Linked DNA regions of Homo sapiens: region 1 is linked to region 2. A link is a contact called in ENCODE Hi-C or POLR2A ChIA-PET data. All regions are on one chromosome and are shown on one strand. Each heading gives the region's core, a stretch centred on a gene start or an enhancer-like site at or near the end of the contact. The rest is flanking DNA. Distances are from core to core; before and after follow the strand shown. Region 1 overlaps ETS2-AS1 (ETS2 antisense RNA 1). Region 2 has its middle 49 kb from the start of ETS2.

Region 1 (5,312 bases), core at 2,513-5,012, 44 kb after region 2:
TAGGAGTTCTAACCATCACTAAACTTCTTTAGTGCGGCAGATTTTTCGCTGACTCCACTGCCATTCCTGCTTGATTCTAGTGAGGCTTCTGATATAACAATGCTAGAAAACTAAAAACCCCACTTACCAGAGCCAGGATTTTGTACGTGGATGAGATTCTTCCAAGCAGATGTCCACATACGAGACTAGGAGGGTTTGAGCAATGGGAGGCAGTGGCCAGGCTCAGGGACACTGGAGGTCTTTGCAAGCAACAGACACGTTGGTTCTCCTGGGGCAGTTCTAGAAGAGTTTCCAGAGTCTGGTTCCTAGAAACTTAGGTACGGAGCAGTACGTGGTGGCAACCATGGTGTTTCCACTAGAAGAGCTCCATGTAAGATGGGGCATTTCCCTTGATTGCCATTGTTTCTAAGTGTGCAGCAATCAAATCTTATTTCCTGGGTCCTGGTGAAGTTCTGTAAGAATCATCGTATCATCTGATAAATCATTTTCTTCTCAGAGTAACCAGAGTGCATTCTGTTGTCTGCCACTATGAGCCATAACCAGTGACCTCCTTAACAAAGATAGGGAAGTTAACACATTCTTACGTAGGCCATCATCAAGGCTAGATAAATGTTTCTTCTAAGAGTAAATCTAAAAGGAAAACATCAATATGTGCCATTGGGAATAAAATATTTTTTAAAAACTGAAAGAAAAACAACCCCAACAACTCAGAAGGGGATGGAGAGACTTTTGAAGATGATTTACTGCACAAACCAGAAATAAATTATTTTGGAAACTCAAAATGATTTACTAGAGATACCAGAAGTAAATTATTTTCGAAACAGTGTGCCATCACTAATAGAATACACAAAGACAGCAACTCCATGAAACAAAATCAGAAACCAAAACCAAAGAACAGGCTGCAAAGGAAGGGGAAAGAAGATGAGCATTAAAGACAGAAAGATGGCAGGTTGTGTGCTCCACAAGGAGCACATTTTGCACTAACACCACAAGAGTCTGGCTCAGTGAATGGGGATTGATAGTAGTTTAAATGTCTGAGAGCTTTGAGGAGGGATTAAAACATGTGAAAAATGGAGACGAGCTCACTCCACAGGTCTGATGTAGGCGATGCTGGCCCAGGAAGTTCTGTGCATGGTGGCACCCCTGTGACACCCATGGAAGGCCATGTCTGATCTCCAGTTCCACAGAGATCCTGAAGAGACAGAAAGGGAAGAGCAGCTGCTGCGGAAAAGGTTGTGGCCAGGGAGGAATTTCAGGGAGAATGGACTGCTCCAGTTCCTGAGTTGACTGCTCTCCAAGCTGAGGCTGCAGACTGGGCTATAGGTGTAGGTGGCCTCTGGGCCCATTCAGCTGATCCCTACTGAAGTCTAAGGGGCTCAGTCTCCCACTGAAGGCTGATCTGCAGCTCCCACTGCCCAGCCACTGAGGGGTCTTAACTGTTTTTCCACAGGCTCTTACACAGAAAACAGAAAAAAGGTGAATGGAAAATTAACATCAGTTTTTTAAAAAGTAAGACGAGCCAAGACAACCAGATGAGAAGATAAACATGATTGGTGAGATAAGAAAGGATTCTAAGAAAACAATTGCAATAAGATAAATATGTTTTAGAGGAGGCTGGGAGTATAGTGTCAAATTTGATGTAGTGCAATATTTGGCTCTTTAAAAAATATAATAAACCCTAAGCAAATATAATTAAGAAAACAGAAAAAATGAACAAATAACAAAAGAGAAAGGCAAAATGATAAGCTTCCGATAAACATAAGCAGGAAAAATGGGCAAATAAGAAATCAGAAATAAGAAATGTCAAGGGAAAAAAGAGTTGGAAGGAGAAAGGTATAATAACAGAAATGGAGGCAACATATCAACTGATTATAATGTATGTACTCAAACTGTATAAAAGCAAAAGATCATTGGAGAAACATGAACATTGAATGAATATTTGATGACATCAAGAAATTATTGCCAACGTTTTAGGTAGGTAGTGATATTTTCACTATTTTTAGGTCCATATATTTTAGAGCTACATGATGAAATATTTAAAGATGAAATTATGATGGTGGAATTTGTTCAAAATAATGGGAGAGGGGGTGGCAGTGAATGACAAAATGAATGGGGATATAAGTAGAATGAAGTTTTCATGAACTGACTAATGTTGAAGCTAGAAGATGGGACAATAGTTAATTGTACTATCTTCTCTAATTTTATATAATAAAAAGTTTTTAAAATTAAACTGAGCTGAGAACAAAAGTGATAGGAGATTATGATATTCTACCTTGCAAAATATAATTTAAAATCTTAAAATTAAGCACACTTTTCTGGGCATGTTACCAAAATTGACATAAGAGAAAAATTTAAATGTGAATATATTACTAGCCACAAAAGAAATTTAAAATACAATTAACATATGTCAAAAGTTTCTTTCACAAATTTGAGGAATCAGGTTGTATCAACTCTTCTAGAAAATAGAAAAAGATGGAAAGCTACACAATCGATTTCATGAAGCTAAATTAATCTTGATTTCTGTACCTAACAAAGATAATGCAATAAAGAAAAGAAAATCATGAGCTAGTCTCACTTAGGAGTAATTTTTAAATCCTAAATAAAGTAGCGGCAAAATAAATAGTATCCTAAAGGAATTTTCTATCATGATCAAGGAAAGCATATCTTATCTTGGGAATGCAAAAGCATTCAATTTTAGAAAATTCAACGTTATAATACTTTATGTCAGCGGTCCCCACATTTATTAGGATTTAAAGGGCATTAAATAACACCTAAAACACATTCTCACATTGTTAAAAATCCTTAGGGAAAATGAGAACTCAAGGATACTTCTTTCACATCATAATTATGTAAACGTAAACAAGTGGCCAGCATATGAAACATTAAAAGTATTCCTGTTAAAACCAGAAACAAGGCAGGTGTGTCTACTATTTCACCTTGCTCAAGAAGATCAGAGTCATGTAATAAGACTGGAAGTAGAACTATGAACCATAACTAAGAGAAAGGAGGTGATTAAAAGTTCATTATAAACTAACAACATGGCTGGATAACCTAAACACCCAAGGGATTCAACTCTAAGCACTTTGAATTGAAAAAAAAAACAAAGTAAAGGGACCAGATTAAAAAATAATAATAAACGTACAACAGTCCATTGCTTTTCCATACACCAACATGAAGCAAACAAAAATATACTCTCATTGGTGAAAAAGATTTCATTCTTATTCAGAACATGAAGAAAAAAAAACTATTGAGATACAATACAAACATAATCAACAAACAGAACAAAATGAAATGCTACACAGCCGGTAAAAATCTGTAACAGTAAGTGAAAATCACTCTGGAGAAAAAAATAAAATAAAATAAAAAAACAAACAAAGCCCAGTATCCATGAATATATTCACTATGATTCTTTTTTTATAGACTACAGGTTAGATATAATGTTAGAAAATAAAAACAAAAATAATGGCAAGTAAACCTATGAGATTTTAATAGTAATTATTTTTGTGAGATCAATTTTTAGATCAACCTTATTTTCTGTATGCATTCATGCTATATTATCTACAACAAGCAAGTATTACTTTTGAGATCAGATCAGGAAAGAATTTTAATTTGTTGAGTTGACTTGAGATAAAAAAATTAACCAATAAATTCACTGGCTACATATGATTTTCAAGATTTCTGAATCACCCTGGGGATGAGAGCTTTTCTAAAACATGGGGTTAGCACACAGGAGCCATAGGTCTGAGGCAAAGTTCAAATGGATGAGAATGGAAACGTTGCTCTGGCTTACCCAAGCTGGCCAGTCTGTCTAGAACTAATTTAAGAACATAAAGATGACATCATTGCAGGTGTTCTTTCAAAGTGGAGCACCCATTTATAATGCTTCTGGCTGACAAAATTGGAAAGGAGACAAGGTTTAAAAAGCCTCAGATATTCTTTTTGTCGATGCTCACCATCTTTATCTTCAAATAAAACTATTTATATTTCTTCTGTCTGCCCCTTGGGCTCTGGTTCTTGGTTAAGAAATGTCTCATAAATTTCAGAAGAGGAGGAAAACAGAAGGTGATGGTACAGAACATTCTATTTTCAAGACTATAAATATTTCAACTTCTCGAAGAGATCACCTATCATGAAAACTTCAGATCTTCCTAAGTAAGTCTTATAAAAATTAACTATAAAGTTTATGACAGTTTCCACAATCAAGTACTGTATGCCAGATTGGCTTAAAGCATTTAGAAATGAGCAGCCTGAATGTTGGCAAAAGGTCACATACTGGAAAAGAGTAATGTCCAATTCAAAAAGTGAAAAGTAAGAGACGCTGCCAATCCAAAAATTGAATGCCCAAACTTTACTGAATTCTGTTAATAAAATCAACAAGTTGTTCCACTGTACAGGCAGGGTTACTACTTTATGCTGATAATCCAATAAGTGTTTATTAAGCACCTGCTATTTACAAAGCACTGTGCTGGACGCTGTAGAGAGAATTGATAAAATATCTCAAGGAACTTAGAAGGTAACCAGGGAAAAGGACAAGTACAAAAATAAATAATAGAACTCTTACCAATTAACGTGAGCAACCAAATAACCTGATTTTAAACATGGGCAAAAGAACAGACACTTAACAGAAGAACATGTAGGAATGGTCAGGAAGCACATGACAGGTCGCTCAGCACCATTAGTCATCAGAGAAACGGAAATTAAAACTACATCAAGATGCCATTTCACACCCACTAGAGTCGCTCAAATAAAAATGATTGACAATGCCAAATGTTGGCCAAGATGTAGAGAAACCGGAACTATCTTATATTACTAGGGGAGAGTAATGGTACAATCATGTTAAAAAACTGTTTGGCAATTCTCTTAAAGCTACCCTATTGCCCAGCAATTCCATTTCTAGGTATGAATACTTACCCCAAAGAAATGAAAACCTATGTCTACAGAAAGCGTATGCAAGAATGTTTATAGCTGCTTTATTTACAATAGCCTTCTTCCCCAAAATGACAAATGTCCATCAACAGGAGGATGGGTAAACAAACTGTGGTATAGTCATACAGTAGAATACTATTGAGCAATTAAATAGAACAAGTTACTAATAGGTGCAACAACATGGGCACATCTCAAAAACTCCACTTTGAGAGACAGAAGTCACACACACAAAGAATACATGTTGGAAGAATTCATTTGTTTGAAACTCTAGAACAGGCAAAACTGTTCTATGAGGTTAAAGCTATGGTGATAGAAGTCAAAAAGTGGCTGCCTCCAAGATTGTGGGGGTGGATCAACAATTCACTGGAAAGGGAGAGAAGAGGAAG
Region 2 (5,765 bases), core at 745-3,244:
GTGGGATCAAGGAGCTAGTGTCTGCCTGAGCAGCAGATCTAACAACCCTTGGACAGCATTCAATAACCCACCTCTTGCCAACCCCATCTCATCCCAACCTTTCAGAGGGCCTGGAGTCTGATTCCGGAGCCTCTCGGGTGGATCCTCAAGGTCTTCTGCCTGCACCTCTGACTGCAGACACTCGGTAGCCAGCTTCCTTCCCTCTGCTAAGTCACCTCCCACCCATGGCTGTGTCTGCTTTCCTCTTCAGACATAACTCACATTGTCATTCATCTTATTTAATCCCCAGTCCTGGGCTCCTCATCCTGTAAGGTTCCCTGTTTTCATGCTTTTACTGACATTTTAGGGGGGGTGGGCAGAAAAGTAATGAAAGTACATGTACCACCGGCCATGTTTAAGCCTCTTCTGCCTGGGCTGGGCATGGTTGTTCACGCCTGTAATCCCAGCACTTTGGGAGTCCGAGGTGAGTGGACCACCTGAGGTCAGGAGTTCAAGACCAGCCTGGCCAACATGGTGAAACCCCGTCTCTACTAAAAAATACAAAAATTAGCTGGGAGTGGTGTTGGGCGCCTTTAATCCCAGCTACTTGGGAGCCTGAGGCATGAAAATCACTTGAACCCGGGAGGCAGAGGTTGCAGTGAGCCGAGATCAGGCCACTGTGCTCCAGCCTGGGTGACAAGAGTGAAATTCCATCACCAAACAAACAAACAAACAAACAAACAAAAAAGCCCCCCAAAAAACAAAGACTCTTCTGCCCATGCCTGTCAGATACTGAAGGAAAAACGCAAAGCACCTTCCAGGAAAGCTGAGTCACAGAGGTGCACAGAGCCAACCCAGGAGCTTCTCTTTCTCCCACAGCATGCACCCATCCCTAGCAAGTCCTGCCAGCTCTGCTCTAAACAGGACCAGGCTCAAAGCTCATCTCTTCACCTCCTTCACTACCTTCCCTACCATTCGTCTGGGATTCCTGCAGGCACCTCTGACTAGACTGCCCTGCTGTGTCCTCTTCAGTCTACTCTCAGAAATTAGACTCAGCTGGAGAGATTCCTGTTAAAACAAAAGTCAGATAATATGACCCCTTCATTCTAAACCTTCCGACAGCTTCCCATTTCACTCATGACAATATCCTAAGGCCTTACCATGAACTGCAGAGTCAACACAATCTTTCCATATCACCTCCTACTCCTGGCCTCTTTGCTTAATCTGCATCAGGCACACTGAACCCCTTGCCATTTCTCACACACACTGAGTGTGTTCCAGCCCCAGGGCCTTTGCACTTGCTGCTCGATCCCCAGATACTCCTATGATCATGTCTTCACTTACTTCCATGCTCAGCTGAAATGTTACCTTATCAGAGAGACCTCCATTGTTTTATCAATCCATTTGCGGCCTGAAAAAGTCTGATTGTGATTCCTGGGTTCCAAACACCTTGATCCTTCAGCTGCTGATATTACAATCAGAAATTAATACTGGTTATTGGTATTCTGACTTCTATTTGGAATCCACGAAGATCCCTAGGCCAACACTTCTCAAGCTTTAACGTGCATGTGAACCAGAAAGATGCTAGCCAGTGCTTCTTAGACTTTTACATACAAAGGAATCACTTTGAGAGCTTGCCAAATGCAGATTAAGACTCAGCAAGTTTGGGACTAGACCAGAGGTTTGCATCTGTAACACGCGCCCAGGTGATGTTGAGCCTGCTGCTCCCCAGCTTACCTTTTGAACGACAAAGTCTAGACCAAGGTGAGGATACTGTCCCTCTCATCCCAGACACACAAGAGAGGCTGGGCCTTCATCCCTCCCATCCCCACCTGTGGGCAAGTTACTCCATCAGCCAGAAGATGGTCAGCTCTTACAGCCTCAGAGGTCTAATGACGCAACAGCTGCAGCACCTGCTCCCTGGGTGCCCGCCTGTGGGGTGAGTCAGCGGCTGGACTGAGATGACAGCTCATGAGCATGTCTCCTGGGACTGTGCCTGTGGCCTGGGCTTGGGCCAGACTCCGTCAGCAACTAAATGCACCTGGAAGGCTCTCCTCAGCTCTGCAAATCCCACCAGCTGCCTGACCTGCTTTCCCCAAGCCCTACCACTCCTCTCGCCTACTCTTAACTGCCTTCGTCACCCCAGTTAGGTCAAATGGCATTCTCTTCAGAATGACCTCTACCATCTGTTGAGACTCTGTTATCTGCCAGGCAGTGTTGCAGGCATTTCCCTTGCATCATTTGATTTAACTCTCATAAGTGTGCTATGGGATGACTGTTATTACCTTCTTTTAAGATGAGGAAATGACACTGCAGTGACAATAACTAATTTGCTCAGGATCACAAAGCTGGGAAGTGATGGAGGTGGGATCCCAGGCTGGCTCTCTGATTCCATCTTGGGCAGGGGACATCACATCTGTGCCACCACCCTACTTGTGGTCTACCAGGCTCCACCACCTCCATTATCTTAGTGGACAGGTGGAGAAGCACCACCTCATCTTTGTGGAGGGAAATGCTGTACTTCAGCTTCCTTCATCCTAACACCCAGGGAAAAGGAAACATCCCAGTCCCATCTCAGCTAGCTTTCCTGTATTACCTAATATAAGATGGGATAATAACTGAGACTCCCAGGTGAAGGTCACAGCCCAGGGACACAGGCTCACTAAAAACCTGAAACCTAATCATTGGACTCTATATAGAATGATTCGCCTCCCCCATTTCTGCCCAGCACATCCGCAGTGCTCTTTTGTAGTAACTGGAACACAATATAAGCTATATGTCAGTGAGCTTGAAGATATATGAATAGAAACTTCTCAAACTGAAAGACAAAGGGAAGAAAGACTGAAAAAAAAATGGAGCACCATGTTTAAAAATGGCAGGACAATTACAAAAGGTGTAACATATATGTAATGGGAATACCAAAAAAGAAGAAAGGGAGAAAAGAACAGAAAAAATATTTGAAGTAATAATGACTGAGAATTTTCCAAAATTAATGAGACACCAAACCACAGATTCAGGAAACTAAAGAGAACACCAAGCAGGATGGATATTTTAAAACGTATACCTAGGTATATAGTATATATTCAAATTGCAGAAAATCAAAGATGCAGAGAAAATAATGAAAGAATTCAGAGGTGGAAAAAAAACCTACCTTACGTATGGAGGATCAAGCATAAGACTACATCAGACTTCTCCTCGAAAACCATGCAAGTAAAAAGAGAGTGTGGAGTGAAATATTTAAAGGGCTGAAAGAAAGAAAACACCACTAGCTATAGATAGAATTCTGTATCCAGTGAAATTATCCTTCAAAAGTGAATGGCAAATACTTTTGCAGAGAAAGAAAAACGGAAGGGGTTTGCTGCCAGTAGGACTTCCTTGAAAAAGAAGGGAAAATGACATAGGTGAAAAACTCAGGTCTACTAAAAGGAATGAAGAGCATTCAAGAAGAAAGAAACGAAGGCTAAAATGAATAATTTCTTTTTCATATTTTATGCTAATCTAACAGTTTATCATTTTCTTCAAGATAATAATAGTAAACATGTATTGGGTGATTATAGTTTATAAATTAGTGAAATGAATGACAAAAATGTTATAAGAGATGAGGAAAAGAATTGTGAATACTCTGTGATAACATATTCTCACTACACATGAAGTGGTATTGTGTTATTTGAAAATGGACTTGGATCAGTTTTAAGTGTATATTGCAAAATCACAGGCAACTACTAAAAAAATTGTAAAGAAGTATAACTGATATATAATGAAAGAGGAAATAAAATGGAATCATATAAAATTCTCAAGGAAAATCAGAAAAGGAGAAAAAAGTGTAAGAGGAAAAAGAAACAGAACAAGGGAAACACATAGAAACAGTAATAAATATGGTTGATATTATATCAAATATATTAATAATTAGTTTATATGTCAATGTTCTAAATATGTGAATTACAAGACAGACGCTAGCTGGGTGGATTAAAAAAACCAGACCTAACTGTATGTTGTCTACAAGAAACTCACTTTAACTATAAAGACACAATTAGAATACAAGTAAAGAGATAGAGATAGATATACCATGTTAATGCTGGAATATCTGTATTTATATCAGACAATGTGGACTACAGAAAAAGTATCAGGGCAAAGGGGCAAGAAGGGCGGCGTGAGCAAGTGGAGCCAGGAGGAATTTTAGGGCAGTGGAACTCTTCTATGCTTTACTGTAATCGTGCGTGCCTGACATTATGCATTTGTCAAAACTGCTAGAACTGAACAACACATGGAGTGAACCCTCACGTAAACTATGGACTTTCATGGATAATAATGTACCAGTACTTTCATCCATTTTAGCAAACGTACTGCAACAATGCAAAATGCTGATAATAATAGGGGACACTGTGGGAGGAGTCAAGGGTCTATGTAATATCTCTGCACAATTTTTCTTTAAACCTATCACTGCTCTAAAAAATAAAGCCCAGTTTTGTTTTGTTTTTAAAAAAAGAGGCCACGTGCAGTGCCTCATGCCTGTAATCCCAACGCTTTGGGAGGCCAAGGCAGGAGGATTGCTTGAGGCCAGGAGTTTCAGACTAGCCTTGGCAACATGGCGAGATCCTATCTCTAGGAAAAAAAAAAAATAGCTTGGCATGGTGGTGCATGCCTGTGGTCCCAGCTATTGGGGAGGCTGAAGTAGGGGGATTGCTTGAGCCCAGGCATTTGAGGCTCCAATGAGATATGATAATGCCACTCCACTCCAGCCTGGGCAACAGAACAAGACTCTGTCTCAAAAAAAAGAGAGAAAGAAAGAAAGAGAGAGAGAAGGAAGGAAGGAAAGAAGGAAATTATCACAACTATCGCTTCAGGCGTTGGCTGACCTAGACCTCCACCCCGGCCCTCACCACCTGGCCAGTCGGAGCCTTGGTCCTCTACATCCATGGGGCCCCTACTGCCTGAGCTAGGCAATCTCTCAAGACCCCAGGGCTGGCCTTGGCGGACAGTTCTCTAATTTCATTCTGGGTAAAGGGACCATGAGCGAGTTGCTCATGGCAAAGTCCCAGAGGATGAACAAGAGGCTGTGAGTCTCGGTCTGCCAGAGGGATTCTAGGAGAGAGAAGTAGCTTAATAAGCAAAAGGTGGCAAATATGAGCCGAAAGAAGGCCCCATCCCCTTGTAGTAGACATGCACTTCTGAAGACGGCTCAGTGGATTGGAGACTGTTCCCAGGGCCACCTTGGGAGGCATGAGGGAAGGAGCTTGGGTCAACCTGTCATACCCAAAGCAGAGTCACCCTCACTCAGGACACTTGCTGAACAGGGACAAACCAGCTTCATAGAAAATCCATGAAATTGTAGACTCCACCAGAAATTTTAGACTCCATCTACTTATTTCTCCTGGATTGTTACATTGAAAATCCAGGTCTCTCAGTTTAGACCTTTGGGGAGACTCTTCAGTCCTCTCCCCATCTGCTAACCTTGACCAAACACAAAGGAGAGAGGGGCTTCAGAGGAGGGTCCCTCGGACCTTGGTGGGCAGGACCCACTTTCCCTGTGCAGAAGGAAACTTGAAATCAGGAGACTGAGCCTCACCCAGGGACAGGCCCCACCACTGTGCCCTGACAGGCCCTTGTGGACAGAAAGGGACAGGGCGTAGCCTCACTTCGACCCTCTGGGTTTGCTGTGGGGCCAGCTGGGCCTGGTGTGGCTGAGCTCCAGAGTGCTGTCAGCCACTCCCAGTTCCCTCATGACCTGGGCAGGGAATATAATATCACCTCTATCTGTGCAGTAAGCACAGCAATGTCAGGGACAC

What was found. A loop is a pair of places that touch in the nucleus more often than their neighbours do. ChIA-PET counts read pairs that join two places held with the same protein, here RNA polymerase II (POLR2A). Pooled maps may share reads with other maps.
Region 1: a loop to region 2 is called in a map of psoas muscle, with 10 times the contacts of the local background. The contact joins two enhancer-like sites. A Hi-C loop is called at or near these places in 12 of 168 maps with a recorded cell type or tissue (CD8-positive, alpha-beta T cell, Right ventricle myocardium inferior, gastrocnemius medialis and 5 more) and 5 of 50 pooled maps. POLR2A ChIA-PET finds 5 or more read pairs at or near these places in 2 of 52 experiments (MCF 10A and OCI-LY7).

The regions. Positions count from the first base shown.
Region 1 is chr21:38,893,834-38,899,145 of GRCh38, forward strand. All of the region lies in intron 3 of ETS2-AS1 (ETS2 antisense RNA 1), which reads right to left. It also overlaps the pseudogene RPSAP64. Among named protein-coding and RNA genes, the nearest start is that of ETS2-AS1, 42 kb to the right of the region's middle. Within about 2 kb of position 3,763, at least 4 of the 41 ENCODE cell types and tissues checked have a DNase peak (open chromatin) inside an H3K27ac peak, as active enhancers do; they include gastrocnemius medialis, where a contact is called at or near this core.
Region 2 is chr21:38,851,642-38,857,406 of GRCh38, forward strand. No RefSeq gene overlaps it. Among named protein-coding and RNA genes, the nearest start is that of ETS2, 49 kb to the left of the region's middle. Within about 2 kb of position 1,995, at least 5 of the 41 ENCODE cell types and tissues checked have a DNase peak (open chromatin) inside an H3K27ac peak, as active enhancers do; they include gastrocnemius medialis, where a contact is called at or near this core.